Regions from separate parts of the Mus musculus genome. Here region 1 is linked to region 2. A link is a contact called in ENCODE POLR2A ChIA-PET data. All regions are on one chromosome and are shown on one strand. The core of a region is the stretch at or near the end of the contact, and the rest is flanking DNA. Distances in the headings are between cores, read along the strand shown.

The links. ChIA-PET counts read pairs that join two places held with the same protein, here RNA polymerase II (POLR2A).
Region 1: POLR2A ChIA-PET joins it to region 2 with 10 read pairs in embryonic stem cell. The contact joins the promoter of Itga2b here to the promoter of Grn in region 2. POLR2A ChIA-PET finds 5 or more read pairs at or near these places in 4 of 5 experiments (Patski and embryonic stem cell).

The regions. Positions count from the first base shown.
Region 1 is chr11:102,466,817-102,472,746 of GRCm38, reverse strand. It overlaps Itga2b (integrin alpha 2b), which reads left to right and starts at 2,864. Exons shown (of 30, transcript NM_010575.2): 1 at 2,864-3,222; 2 at 4,846-4,967; 3 at 5,057-5,154; 4 at 5,258-5,420; 5 at 5,644-5,693. The coding sequence starts at 3,035.
Region 2 is chr11:102,427,901-102,434,569 of GRCm38, reverse strand. It overlaps Grn (granulin), which reads right to left and starts at 4,063. Exons shown (of 13, transcript NM_008175.5): 1 at 4,030-4,063; 2 at 1,461-1,605; 3 at 1,220-1,345; 4 at 1,000-1,084; 5 at 525-634; 6 at 293-428; 7 at 61-170. The coding sequence starts at 1,598.

The DNA.
Region 1 (5,930 bases), core at 1,615-4,114, 39 kb before region 2:
GCTGTCCCCGGGTGGCGGTCCTGAGTGTCCTGGGCTTAACCTGCTCTAGACTGAGTTAAGACTCTTGACTTGTCTTTGTAGCTTTTATGTCTCAAACAATAGAAATTGTTTTCTAAAACTCTGGTAAGTGGAGCTGGAGAGACGCAGTTAAGAGGCTTTACTGCTCTTCTCTGCATCCGCATCAGGCAGTTAACAACTGCTTGTAACTGCAGAACCAAAACCCTCTGGCCTCTGTGGCACTTGTACACACATGGTGCTAATAAGCACACACACGTGAACAATACGTTTAAAAAAATAATAATAATAAAGCTTGTCACATGGTATGCACTTTTAATCCCAGCACTTGGGAAGCAGATGCTGGCAGATCTCTTTGAGTTTGAGGTTAACATACATGGTCTACAAAATGTCAGGATAGCCATGGATACACAGAGCAATCTTGTCTTGAAAAACAACAACAAAGAGTCTACTCCAGTGCATAAACCAGCATTAGTAGTGGCATCCCTGGAGTCTCAGCTCCAGAGGTGGAGGCAGCAAGATCTGAAGTTTAAGGCCAGCCTGGGCTATTGAGACCCTGATTTGAAAAGAGGCCACAAGGGGTAAGAGTGAAGGAACAAAGACAGGGAGAAGGCTCAGTGAGTGAAAGCACTCAGTGCCAAGCCTGATGGCTGGAGTTCAATTCCTGAGACCCACATGGTAGAAGAAAACCAATTTTTAAAAGCTGTGAACCCGCCAGACGTGGTGGCGCACGCCTTTAATCCCAGCACTTGGGAGGCAGAGGCAGGCAGATTTCTGAGTTCGAGGCCAGCCTGGTCTACAGAGTGAGTTCCAGGACAGCCAAGGCTACACAGAGAAACCCTGTCTCGGAAAAAAAAAAAAAAAAAAAAAAAAGCTGTGAACCCCCATATTCATGCCTTGGCACACATGCCCATACATACATACATACACAAAACGGATTTAAACTGTGGTTAAAAAAAATCCAAGGCAAGGGCCTGGAGAGATGGCGCAGGGATTAAGAGCACTGACTGCTCTTCCAAAGGTCCTGAGTTCAAATCCCAGCAACCACATGGTGGCTCACAACCATCTGTAATAGGATCCAATGCCCTCTTCTAGTGTGTTTCTGAAGACAGTGACAGTGTGCTCACATACGTAAATAAATTAAAAAAAAATTTTTTTAATTGTAAGGCAAAAAACTACCATGTGATGTGAGTCAATATTGGGCTACACAGAACAGACCAACAATTCAGGAAGCACTTATCTGGGAACAGTAGGGAGACAGAGGGTCAGCAGACACTGGTGTGTGACTGACTACATACCTGTCATGTTTTGGCACTGGAAACACACCAGTGAAGAGAGCCCTGAATAAAATCCAAGGAGCTTTCTGCTTAGTGAGGGGTAAAATGTTAGGCTGTGTGCTAAGGGGAGGCATGCGAGGAAGGGAAGAGTTAGGAGTGCTTCAGAAGAGGGGAGAGTGGTAAAGTAGGATAAGGCAGTGGTTAATTCATGGAAATAAAGATGGAGGGGACATGGCTTCATGGTAGAGCACTTGTCCTGCATTCGAAAGGCTATCCCTAGCACTGCAGAAAAGGAGGGGAAAAAAGAAAAGACTTAAAGGAGGGTGTGGCTATAGTCCTACGACCCTTTGCCTTGGGGCAAAAGGCAAGCAAGACCATCAGGGCATGCGTGGTGCTCTTCTGCTCTCTGCCCCCTACCCCCATAGAGAAGGATCTTTTTTTTTAAAGACTTATTTATTTATTATATGTAAATACACTGTAGCTGTCTTCATACACACCAGAAGAGGGTGTCAGATCTCATTATGGATGGTTGTGAGCCACCATGTGGTTGCTGGGATTTGAACTCAGGACCTTCGGAAGAATAGTCAGTGCCCTTAACCACTGAGCCATCATCTCTCCAGCCCGAGAAGAATATTTCTACGCAGAATCTGACCCTCCTCACTTTGTTTACTCCTTCCATCCTTTAGGAAGACTTCAGATTCAGCCTTTCAGCAGCACTACATGCTGGGCTGTGGGCTAGGCCCTAGGACAGCAGAAAGAACCCTTGCTCTCAAAGGACTCGGGTACTCAACCCAGTAAAAAGTGCCATCAGGTACCATGCCCATGTGTGTGTATGCCATGGTGCCATCCTGAGGACTCACGAGGTTTCTCCTAGTCAGTGACTCCGTCCACAAACAGTTCTGGAAGGTTCTATTCTAGCTATCTTTCAATCTATTTTATTTATGTAGATACTGTCAACCAAAAAGGAGCAAAGCTGTTCACTTGAACAGCTGGTGCTCAACCTCGAGGACTGTGAACGCCGCACCTCAGAATGATGTCCTTTTAGCTCCATCTCCCCCCACTTAGGCCAAGACCCATTCATCACCCCTCTGCCCAGTATTGAAGGCTCCAGTGTAACCACACTAAGACTTGGTTCAAGATGGAGACGTGAGGAAAGTGATGGTCAAATGCAACCGGCTGAGGCTGCCCAAAGGCTCATGGGGGAGGAAGTGGGTAAATGTCCTACTCAAAATGATGACAGCCTCTGGTCTTATCAGGGGAGAACAGCTTGCTTACTCCTTCCTCTCCCCTTGGCCACATCACAGCATTCAAGAGCAGGATGGTCAGCTGCATGGGGGAGGTAAGAGCTGTACAACTGTGGGCCATGGCAAAGTGAGCCAGGCAGCGAATTCATGGTTATACTTTCCCAGGCAGAAAGGGATGGTGGCTGGACTTTCACAGTGACAGAGGAAGAGAAAGAGAAAGGGGATTGCCGGGCTTGTGGCTGAGAAACAGAGACAACAGGACATGGAGGTGAGCTTTCCTGGAGAGGAAGGGGAAGCAGTGACTTCCAGCCATCAGCATCCATCCCCGGGGTGGGCCCTCCCCCGTCCTAGTCGACGTCTAGAGGCTATTGCCCTCTGCCATGCCTGCTGCTCAGCCATGAGCTCCAGTCTGATAAGCTGAAACTTCCGGTGGTGGGAACTTCAGGGAAAGGGAAAGAGCTGGCCCATTCCTGTTTAGGACGTTTGGGAAGAAGGAAGATGGCCAGAGCCTCCTGCGCATGGCATTCCCTGTGGCTTCTGCAGTGGACACCACTGTTCTTGGGTCCTAGTGCTGTTCCTCCAGTCTGGGCCTTGAACCTGGACTCTGAGAAGTTCTCCGTCTATGCAGGTCCCAATGGCAGCCACTTTGGCTTCTCAGTGGACTTTCATAAGGACAAACATGGAAGGTGAGCGCTAAAGGACATATGGGCGTTAAGAGAGGTCTGCACCCTCGAATTGCTCCTGTGGACTCTCTCAGTACCTAGATGAGCAAGGTCAGTTCTCCGGTCTGAGTGGAGCTCCTGTCAATGGAGGACCGTTTCCAGGGTGGGTACTGGGGAGAGATAGCAATGGGGAGATGAGCACAAAAGTTTAAAGCTGATGTCTTCCTTTTTCCTTTTCCCCAAGTGTCAGTGATGTGACCGGCTTTACCTCCCTCCCCTCACCCTAAACTGACTGGCAAAGCTACAAGTACCTACCTGGTACACCTTGCTTTCCTCCGTTCCATGCCTCACCTCCTTCCAAATTACAGATGTTTGAAAAGAAGTATTAGATTACTAACAGTCAGTATGGATCAGGCTTTGAGGTCAGACTCCTGGCTCATCTACATAGCTGTGTTTATCCTGAGTGACTTATTGAGATGGACACTGGATTGCCCAGGACTGGGGAATAGTAATTATTCTCAAAGACAGCTGCAAGAAATTATTTCTTCTGCCTGAGAGAGCCACTTCATCAAAAATCAGGTCCCCTTCCCAAGATGGCTTGCACGCAGAGACTATTCGTGATGGGGAAGAACCCAGGGTTGCCTCAATTCTAATGATTCTAAAGGGCACTTCTCTAGCTGAGTGTGGTAACATGTGCTTGCAAACCCAGGACTTGGAAGCTGAGGCAGGAGAACTACCACAAGTTAAATAGCCAGGGCCACATAACAAGACTCCATCAGAATAAATACATAGAATTCCTGATGGGTGTCATGACAGACACCTTTAACCAATCTCCTTTACTGGAAAGCAGAGTTAGGCAGAGCCAGCCTGCTAATCCAAATAGTGAGTTTCCTCCGGGACAGCCAGAGCTACATAGAGAGAGCCTATCTCAAAACAAATAGACAAAACCAACCAAACGAAACCCTCCTGGCATCAGAGCTCCTGAGTGCCTCTGTTCAACTCCTTTCTTTTCTTCCGGTCTCCTGCTTCATTCCCCAAGGTCTGGTCACATGGGCACGATTTAATAAGCATCCTGTGTGTTTATTAACGCACACGTTTACAAAAGCATGTTGCCGGATCATACTAAATACCTCTCATACAATTATTGCATTTACTCTTCCAACAGCAACATTGGTTGTCATTACCTCCATTTTACATATGGCAGGCCTGATTTAAACAGAGATCTGCTAGGCTCCTCAACCCTGTCAGTACCGTACATCCCAGTGAGCTCTCCCCGGCCTTCCCCCTTTCAACCAGGTCTAGCTAAGGGATCTCTCTAGAAGTTTGACAGGCAGACATTTTGTCTGGTTCTTGTTGGGAGGGAGTGAGGGTGAGGGAAATCGGTGTACAAAGGAAGCATAACAGGTCTTTTCAGTAAGGATTATTAAAGCCTTCCCATCCAAACCAAACCAACTGGTTTAGTCTCAGGTTAATTTCCTAAGAATCCACTTTCAGCTAAAATGAAGAGGTTGTCCTCAAAGGACTATCTGTGAGGAAAGGTGGTCCAGTTTTTCCTATGCCACGCCTCCTTCCAGGTACTGCTGGGGCAGTGGGCACCGGGCAGGATAGAAAGGCCATAACCTGTGCTCATCCAGCTTTCCTACACAGCGTGTCCATCGTGGTGGGCGCCCCCAGGGCCCTAAACGCAAGTCAAGAGGAGACTGGAGCCGTATTCCTGTGCCCCTGGAAGGCCAATGGTGGCAAGTGCAACCCGTTGCTCTTCGACCTCAGTGAGTCTCAAGAATGAAGGGGAAAGGGGGTCCCCAGGTGGAAATGGATGGCCGGGCTCCAGAGCTCCACCTTTACTTGTGCCCTCCAGGGGATGAGACACGAAACCTAGGCTTCCAAATTTTCCAAACCTTCAAGACCGGGCAAGGACTTGGGGCGTCGGTCGTCAGCTGGAATGACGTCATTGTGGTGGGTACTGTGGACAAGTCAAAGGGAGCAAATCCAGGGTAGGGACACGTTGGGGGAAGCCCGAATAAGCCCCCTTCCCTACTCTCCTGTGGGTCTGCTCTAGGCCTGTGCCCCCTGGCAGCACTGGAATGTCCTGGAAAAGCGCGATGAGGCAGAGAAGACTCCGGTAGGAGGCTGCTTCTTGGCTCAGCTCCAAAGCGGGGGCCGCGCAGAGTACTCGCCCTGTCGCGCCAACACCATGAGCTCCGTTTACGCAGAGAGTTTTCGTAAGCTCTGGTTTGCCATTCGCTCCGCCCACTGATCGCTGCCAACCCCGCCCCACCAAGGACCTCGGGCCCCGGGGGCCCGCCCCTCCGCTACACCACGCCCCTGGGCCCCGCCTCCATGTCCTCCGGGCTCTGCATAGTTCCCCCTGCCCACGCGGGGCTCTTGGCTTAAGCGCACATTCGGGGGACCTCCCCTTGGCTGATCCCCGCTTGCCTCTTGTAGGCGGAGACAAGCGATACTGTGAAGCAGGCTTCAGCTTGGCGGTGACCCAGGCAAGTCACAGGCAAAAGCAAACAAGAGAGCTCAGCTTGATGGTTGAGACAGGGGGAGGGCGAGTTTGAGGTCAGCCTGGGCTACATACAAGGCAAGCCTGGGCTTCAAAGTAAGACTGCTCTTAAAAGGAGAAGGGGATGGCTTCGGTGGTCCACGCCTATAATTCCAGCAATTGGAGGCCGAGAAAGGGGTGCTCGAGTTCGAGGTCTACCTGGGCTAGGTAATAAGACCCTGCC
Region 2 (6,669 bases), core at 2,814-5,313:
TGCTTGGAGCCTCCTTGTAAGACTATATATGGGCTCAGGGGAATCCAGCCATTCACTCACATTGGGCATTGGACAGCAGCCATACTTCCCAGTGGGTAGCTCACAGCAGGTAGAATCATCGGGACACTGGGTCTTAGCATCAGGGCACACGACAGAAAAAGGCAAAGACACTGAAAGAGCAATGAGGCATGTGGAGGGGTTGCCAGGATGGTGGGGACTTTTTCCCATCCAAGAGTCAAATGTGGCTTCACCCCCCAGGTGCTGCTGGCTGGGTGGCTCCCAGCCTCCTCACCTGCCCTGTTGGTCTTTTGTGCAGGGAACTTCTTTAGTAGGGTGTGGGTGCCCGTGGGTGAAACGCATCGTGTGTGAACCAGGTCACAGGAGGCCCCATGGGGACAGCAATGCACTCTGTCTTCACAGCAAGAGGCCTGAGAAGAGACAGATAATCCTCAATCCATCTGCATCAGCCCCAGGTCCCAGTTCCACCCCGCTACCCGCTAGTCACCATTTCCCTACACCTGTACCTGGGGCATGGGACAACATCCCCACGAACCATCAACCATAATGCAGCAGGTGGCAGAGTCAGGACATTCAAACTGGCTCCCAGGACACTGGACAGCACCCAAGGGGTTATCTGCAAATAGAAGAACCCAGAATTCCATTAATCTAGTCAGCAAAGGCCATTCACCAGGACCGTCAAGAAGGAACTGCTGGTCCAGCTACAGGAGGTTTAGTGGCCAGTCCCAGGGCTTAGGTGATCTCCCAGGTAGCCCCTACTGCAGAGAGACAACTAAGGCATCCAGTGGTGTTAAACCACTCCAGCATGGCCTCTCCGTGTCCCCAGACCCCTAATTCGGCATCCTTATCTGTCACCTTCTTCTCTCAGAACTGCCCCTCTGTTCTGGAATCAGGGCCACCCAGGCGGTTGGGCTCCTGGGCCCTTCAGGTGCCACCCGATGTCCCTCCCCACATGCCCCCCTCCCCTGTGCCCCACAGCACCTGACATCTGGAAGCAGGATTTCCCATCTGCACTACAGTGGAAGCCCTGGGGGCAGCAGTGGTAGCCATCACCACAAGACACACCCTATGGACACAGAGAGGTCTGTGTGAGCAAGACGCTTTTGCTTGGGACTATTAGAGTGAAGGAAAGAGGTAAACACAGATTTTAAGCACACACACACACACACACCCCAACTCCCCAAGCCAATGGCACTGTCACCTTAGAGAACGGGCAGCAGCTGGAAGTCCCAGACACAGTGAGAAGACAAGAATAGCCAGCAGGACAGTGGCCATGGGTCTGGCAGGAGCCATCTAGATGATGGCTCGTTATTCTAGGCCATGTGTCCTGGAAAGAAGAGATGACATCAACCAAAGGGTCTGTGCCAGCCTTGCTCTGGTCAATCCAAGGTAGCCAGCCCTTCAAAAGGCCCGGGGTGCCAACTGGGGCAGGAGGCACTCACCAGAAGAGGGTTACAGCAGCTGTAGTTGGCTCCTCCCTGGTCAAGGCAGCAGGCAACAGGGCAGAACTGCCCATCTGGACACTGTGTTCCGGCTACCAGCCCTGCCGCGAAGGCCAGCCAGCTCATCAGGACCCACATGGTCTGCCTACAAATGCCAAGCAAAGTTTGGCAGCCACCTTAAACTCTGTGCCACCTTCTACTCTGAGGCCACGCACTCCCCTGTGCTCTGACCAAGGCCCTGGCTTCATTGAGTCTTCTCAACAAGCCAACAGGAAAGCAAGCAGATGTGTCGCTTGTGTCAGCGTCCTACCAGTGTGCAGCAAGCGCACATGCGTCAGCTGGCACACACTGTGGGCATGAACACGTGTGGATTCATGGCCTCACATACGGCTGAGACTCTGGGTAAGTGGGGGGGGGGGGCACGGGGTATGGCAGTCAGGAAGGCATGTGGCTTTTGTGGCTTTATCTATGGGACTGTGGGCTAACTGGGAGGCAGAGGAGACCTCAGCAGACACAGGAGGATGGCCAGCCCCACTGCCGGCACTGAACTGCCACCTGTAGCTTTCAAAAGCCTTGGGGGATGGAGAGGGACAGTCATCAGTCACATGATCATATGGGAAACCGAGCAGTGGAGAAAGTTGTAAAAACAGAAGTGCAGTGGTCAGTGGGGTCTGGTCTGGCTTCCCTATGGGCCAGCCACCGCCTACCCACAACTGTCCCCCCACCCCACCCAAGGGAAGGGGACACAGAGACTGGATCAGCCTTAAAGCTAACTTCATGGTGAGCCCTTCCCGACATCACCAGGGCACCTCAAACGGACCGCCTCCGTCTCTCCCCCCTCAGAAACCGAAACTCAGCTGCAAGTGGGAAGACCCAGCACAGTGCCTCACTGCCTCAGCAGGAGGAACCGAGCCTCTCACTTCCCTAATAAGCCTTTCCCCAGCCCAGCTGGCCTACCCAGCAACCCAGAATGACCCAACAATATTCAAAGACCCTCTAGGGAGTCTTTCTCCCTCTCCTTACTGTATTTCTCTGCAACAACTATGCAAAACAGTAATTATAATATTACTTTCACTTTTCAAATCCATGCCTAAGGATCAAGTCAGGGAAAAAAGACGGGATATGGGACTGGGTTCATATGCCAACTGGTCTCCCTGAATATTGTCAGAGAAGGACCCTGAATCCCAGAGGCCAGAGGTCCAAACAGGACAGGACAGAGCATTTTTCTGGCAGGTGACCCAAGCAGGATAGAAACAGGGTGGGAGCCGGGCGGTGGTGGTGCACACCTTTAATCCCAGCACTTGGGAGACAGAGGCAGACAGATTTCTGGTTTTGAGGCCAGCCTGGTCTACAGAGTGAGTTCCAGGACAGCCAGGGCTACACAGAGAAACCCTGTCTCGAAAAACCAAAAAAAAAAAAAAAAAAAAAAAATAATAATAATAATAATAATAATAATAATAAAATATTTAAAAAGTAGGTACAGAGACTTGGGTTTTAGTCCTGGAAGTGACACTCTATGTCAGAAATTGCTCCCTGTGTCTCAATTCTTCTCTGCCTGGACACTGGTGGCTATGAAAGACAGGAAATGCCACCCACACATGGCAGGCATGCTTTTGATCCCAGCATTTGGGAGGCTGAGGTAGGAGGGTTGCAAGTGCCAGGCCAACTTGGGCTATAAGGTGAATCCCAGGCCAGCCTGGGCTACATAGAAGGATCTGCCATCTTTCTCTTTCCTTCTCTAGGTCTTTTCAAGTGCCCTTTCACCTAATTCAAAGAACATCCCAGAGGCCATCTCCTAACCAGGAAGGGGTAGGGAAGACCCAGTTCCTCTCAACGGGGCTAGGGAGTGGTGAGCCCCTGGCCACCTCTACACTACACAGCTAGGGAGAACTGGAGCCTTTCAAAGCCCTAGCTCCGACATCTTCCACTAGGTGGCACCCCCCAACTCTGAGTGTCGAGGGGAAATGAATTTCCTAAAAGGTGAGCCAATCCAGATGAGAGGCAGCGGGGGAAAAGTGGCGGGGAGAGGCGGAAATTAGCTCTCTCGCCCCCCAAGAAAGGAAATAAAGCTGACACAACCCAGGGACTCAGCCATCACGCCCTGGTCCTGCTCGCAACCCCTTTGAGCTCTGGGGGCCAAGGGCCGGAGATCCCCACCCAATGCACGCCGCCGCAGAGAACACTTGCAGCGTCCGAAAGAGAAAGAGCCGGACCTGGAGACAGAGGTGGGAAGTACGGACAAGAGAGGAGCTGGCCCAAGAGTGGGGTGGTTCCTGTCCTGGAGAAAGGCCTGCAGCTTTCCGACATGCTGGGCAAGAGAAGCCTCTTATTGGGGGGGAGGGGGTGCGGGGAGGTGTCTCTACAACAACTGCCCCCACCCCTCCAAAAAAGAAAAGAAAAAAACAACCTCGTTAGTGCATCAGAAACCCCTAGGGGAGTTTCAAGAGGCAGGTCTTCTCTTGTCTCTGAGCTGAGACTCCAGAGGACCCTCAATTGCACAGGCAGCCTGGTCAGGCCTCTGGACCTCTGGACAGTAGCCGGGGAGATTGTCTGCAGAGGGTCCTCCTACCTGCGTCGGGGTCCGGGCTCCCTGGGAGGCATCTGGCGGTCAGCTCCAGGACTAGGGCTTGGCCGCACGATGGCCCGCCCACCTCAATTTCCATTAGCCATTGCTCGGAGATCCAGGGCTTCCATTGGTTACTTGTCTACGTAGAGGCGGGACTCTCCTGGAATGCTGTGTTTCTTTTCTACTCAGTTCACATTCCTCCTCCCTTTCCTCTTTCTCCCCACACCCCATTTCTAGGGATCATGTGATTAGAGAATCATATGACAACATAGCCCGCCTCCCCCAGGGCAGAGCTTGCTGGTTTGGGTTCTGGCGGCAGAGTGTTGCAGAGATGAGACACCTCATGCCTAAGGGCACCCACAGTTAGGAGAGCTGCCCTGAGGGCACGCGTTCAAGGTCGTTTACTGGAGGGTGTCTGCTTCTGGATCGGGACTTTTGTACATTCCTGTCTCTTCACGCCTGGCAGACAAGGACTCGAAACCAGTTGGAAGATGGTTGTGAGGGTGAAGATAAATAGTCCCCAGGTTTGAATGGGGAGAGTGGCTTAGACTAAATCTAATAAAGGTTCAAGGGCGAGTACCGGGCACTGTAGATGTGTGTAGGGAGGAGGCAGGAGATTGGCTCAAACTGGGGGGAAGAAGAGATTTAAATCCATATTGATAGCACTGCATTAAATTGAAGCTGAAAGAATTTTAAGAGGCTGATAAGGTGGGACAGAGGAACTTGAAACTAGATTGGGAAAGACAGTGAATCCTTTCCTTGGGTAGTTTATATCTTGTTCTTTACAGACAGCCTCTAGCAAGGGTTGAAAGCCACGTTCAAGATAAGGGCATTAGCCAAGTGTGTGGCACTGCCTGTGGAGTAGGCTGGTGGCTGTCGAGATGGAAGGGGTTTCCTTGTTTCAGCTGTCCCCACCTTCGAGGAATTGTTATGGTGGGTGAATAGAGACCATGGGGGTCAGCCATACAGTTCAGGACAGTGGGAGTCTTACATAGAGAGGAGTGCATGCAGGGTTGTGGAATTCCGTGAGGGCTTCTTACACTGGAGTCCCAGAAAGTGTGTAAGACTGGTGCATCATTCTGCATCCTGATGGTGTTAGCATAGGTGTTCCATGACATTCATACAGGTGTCCCCAGAACAGACCATTGCTTATGCTTCTAGTGAGACACAGCCATCTGCGGAGGCTGAGGAAGGGGTGCTGCTGAACCCCAGGAGTTGGAAACCAGACTCAGCAACATTGCAGCTCACCCTCTGAGTCAGGGTTTCCTGTGTTCCAGACGAGCTTCAGCTTGATAGATAGCTGACACAGAACTTCTCAGTTTTCTGCCCCCATCTCCCAAGCGCCACGATTGCAAGTGCAGATTGCCGTGTTTAGTTTCTGTGCTGCTGGGATTAGACCTAGGGCCTTGAGCATGCTGAGCTACAAGTGCTACCAACTGAGCTACATCCTAGACGCAGCACTGCCTCAAGGGGAAATAAAATGGGGAGCAGGTAAAAGCTTAACAAACCTGCTTCCTTTGTTTCACAAGACAGAAATGACTCCCAGAAACCACGACTTCTGACTTCTGCACACACACCATAGCATTAGCGCACCCCCAGACTTACATACGCAATCGCTTGAAATAAATAATAAAAAGGTAGAACAAACTTCTGGGGCTACAGCTTAATGGCATTGCTCTAATCTAACACGAGAGGTTCTGGTTTCCGTCTGAAGGAGGGAGCGCATATTTCACAGAACAACATTTGGACAGTCGATCTGTCCACCTGGTTTTGTTTATCAAGAAAGGGTTTCTCTGTGGAGTTCTGGCTAGCCTGGAACTCACTCTATAGACCAGGCTGGACTCAAACACAGAGAGATCCACCTGCCTCTGCCTCCTCAGTGCTGGGGTTCAAAGCCACATACCACCACCACCACCCTACCTTGTTTATCTTGTTTGTTTGTTTGTTTGTTTTGGTTTTGGTTTTGGTTTTTTTCGAGACAGGGTTTCTCTGTATAGCCCTGGCTGTCCTGGAACTCACTTTGTAGACCAGGCTGGCCTCGAACTCAGAAATCCGCCTGCCTCTGCCTCCCCAGTGCTGGGACTAAAGGCATGCGCCACCACGCCCGGCGTTTACCTTGTTTTTAAGGCAAGGTCTCTGTTTTTGCCTCTGCGCGCTGTGTGCTTCATGATACCTGGCCCTTAAGCCTCCAAATGATTTTCTTGACTCTGCCTCCCATCTTGCCATAGAAGATCAGCCTCTTCATTTTTATTTTTATTTTTTTTTTTACTTTTTATTTTGAGATGGAGTCTCCCTAAGTTTTCCAGGCTAGCCTTGAACTCACTATATAACCCACATAGACCTTGAACTTGGACTCTTTAGCTGGGATTATAGACATGAACCAGCAGGCTCTGCCTCCTCCTCCTCCCCCGACCCCACTTTAGAGACAGAGTCTGTCTGGTCTCAGGCTCACTTTGTACCCTAGACTAACCTTGAACTTCCTGACCTTGATCCTGGTGCCTCTGCTTCTTAAGTGCTGGGATTACAGATTTGAGCTCCTTTATCCAGTTTGCCGTCTTCTCGGTTACTATTTTAGAACTTAGATAGGTTTTGTAAGCTTCGTAAAAAAATTTTTAAGTTAGATGTATGTATATATGTATGTAT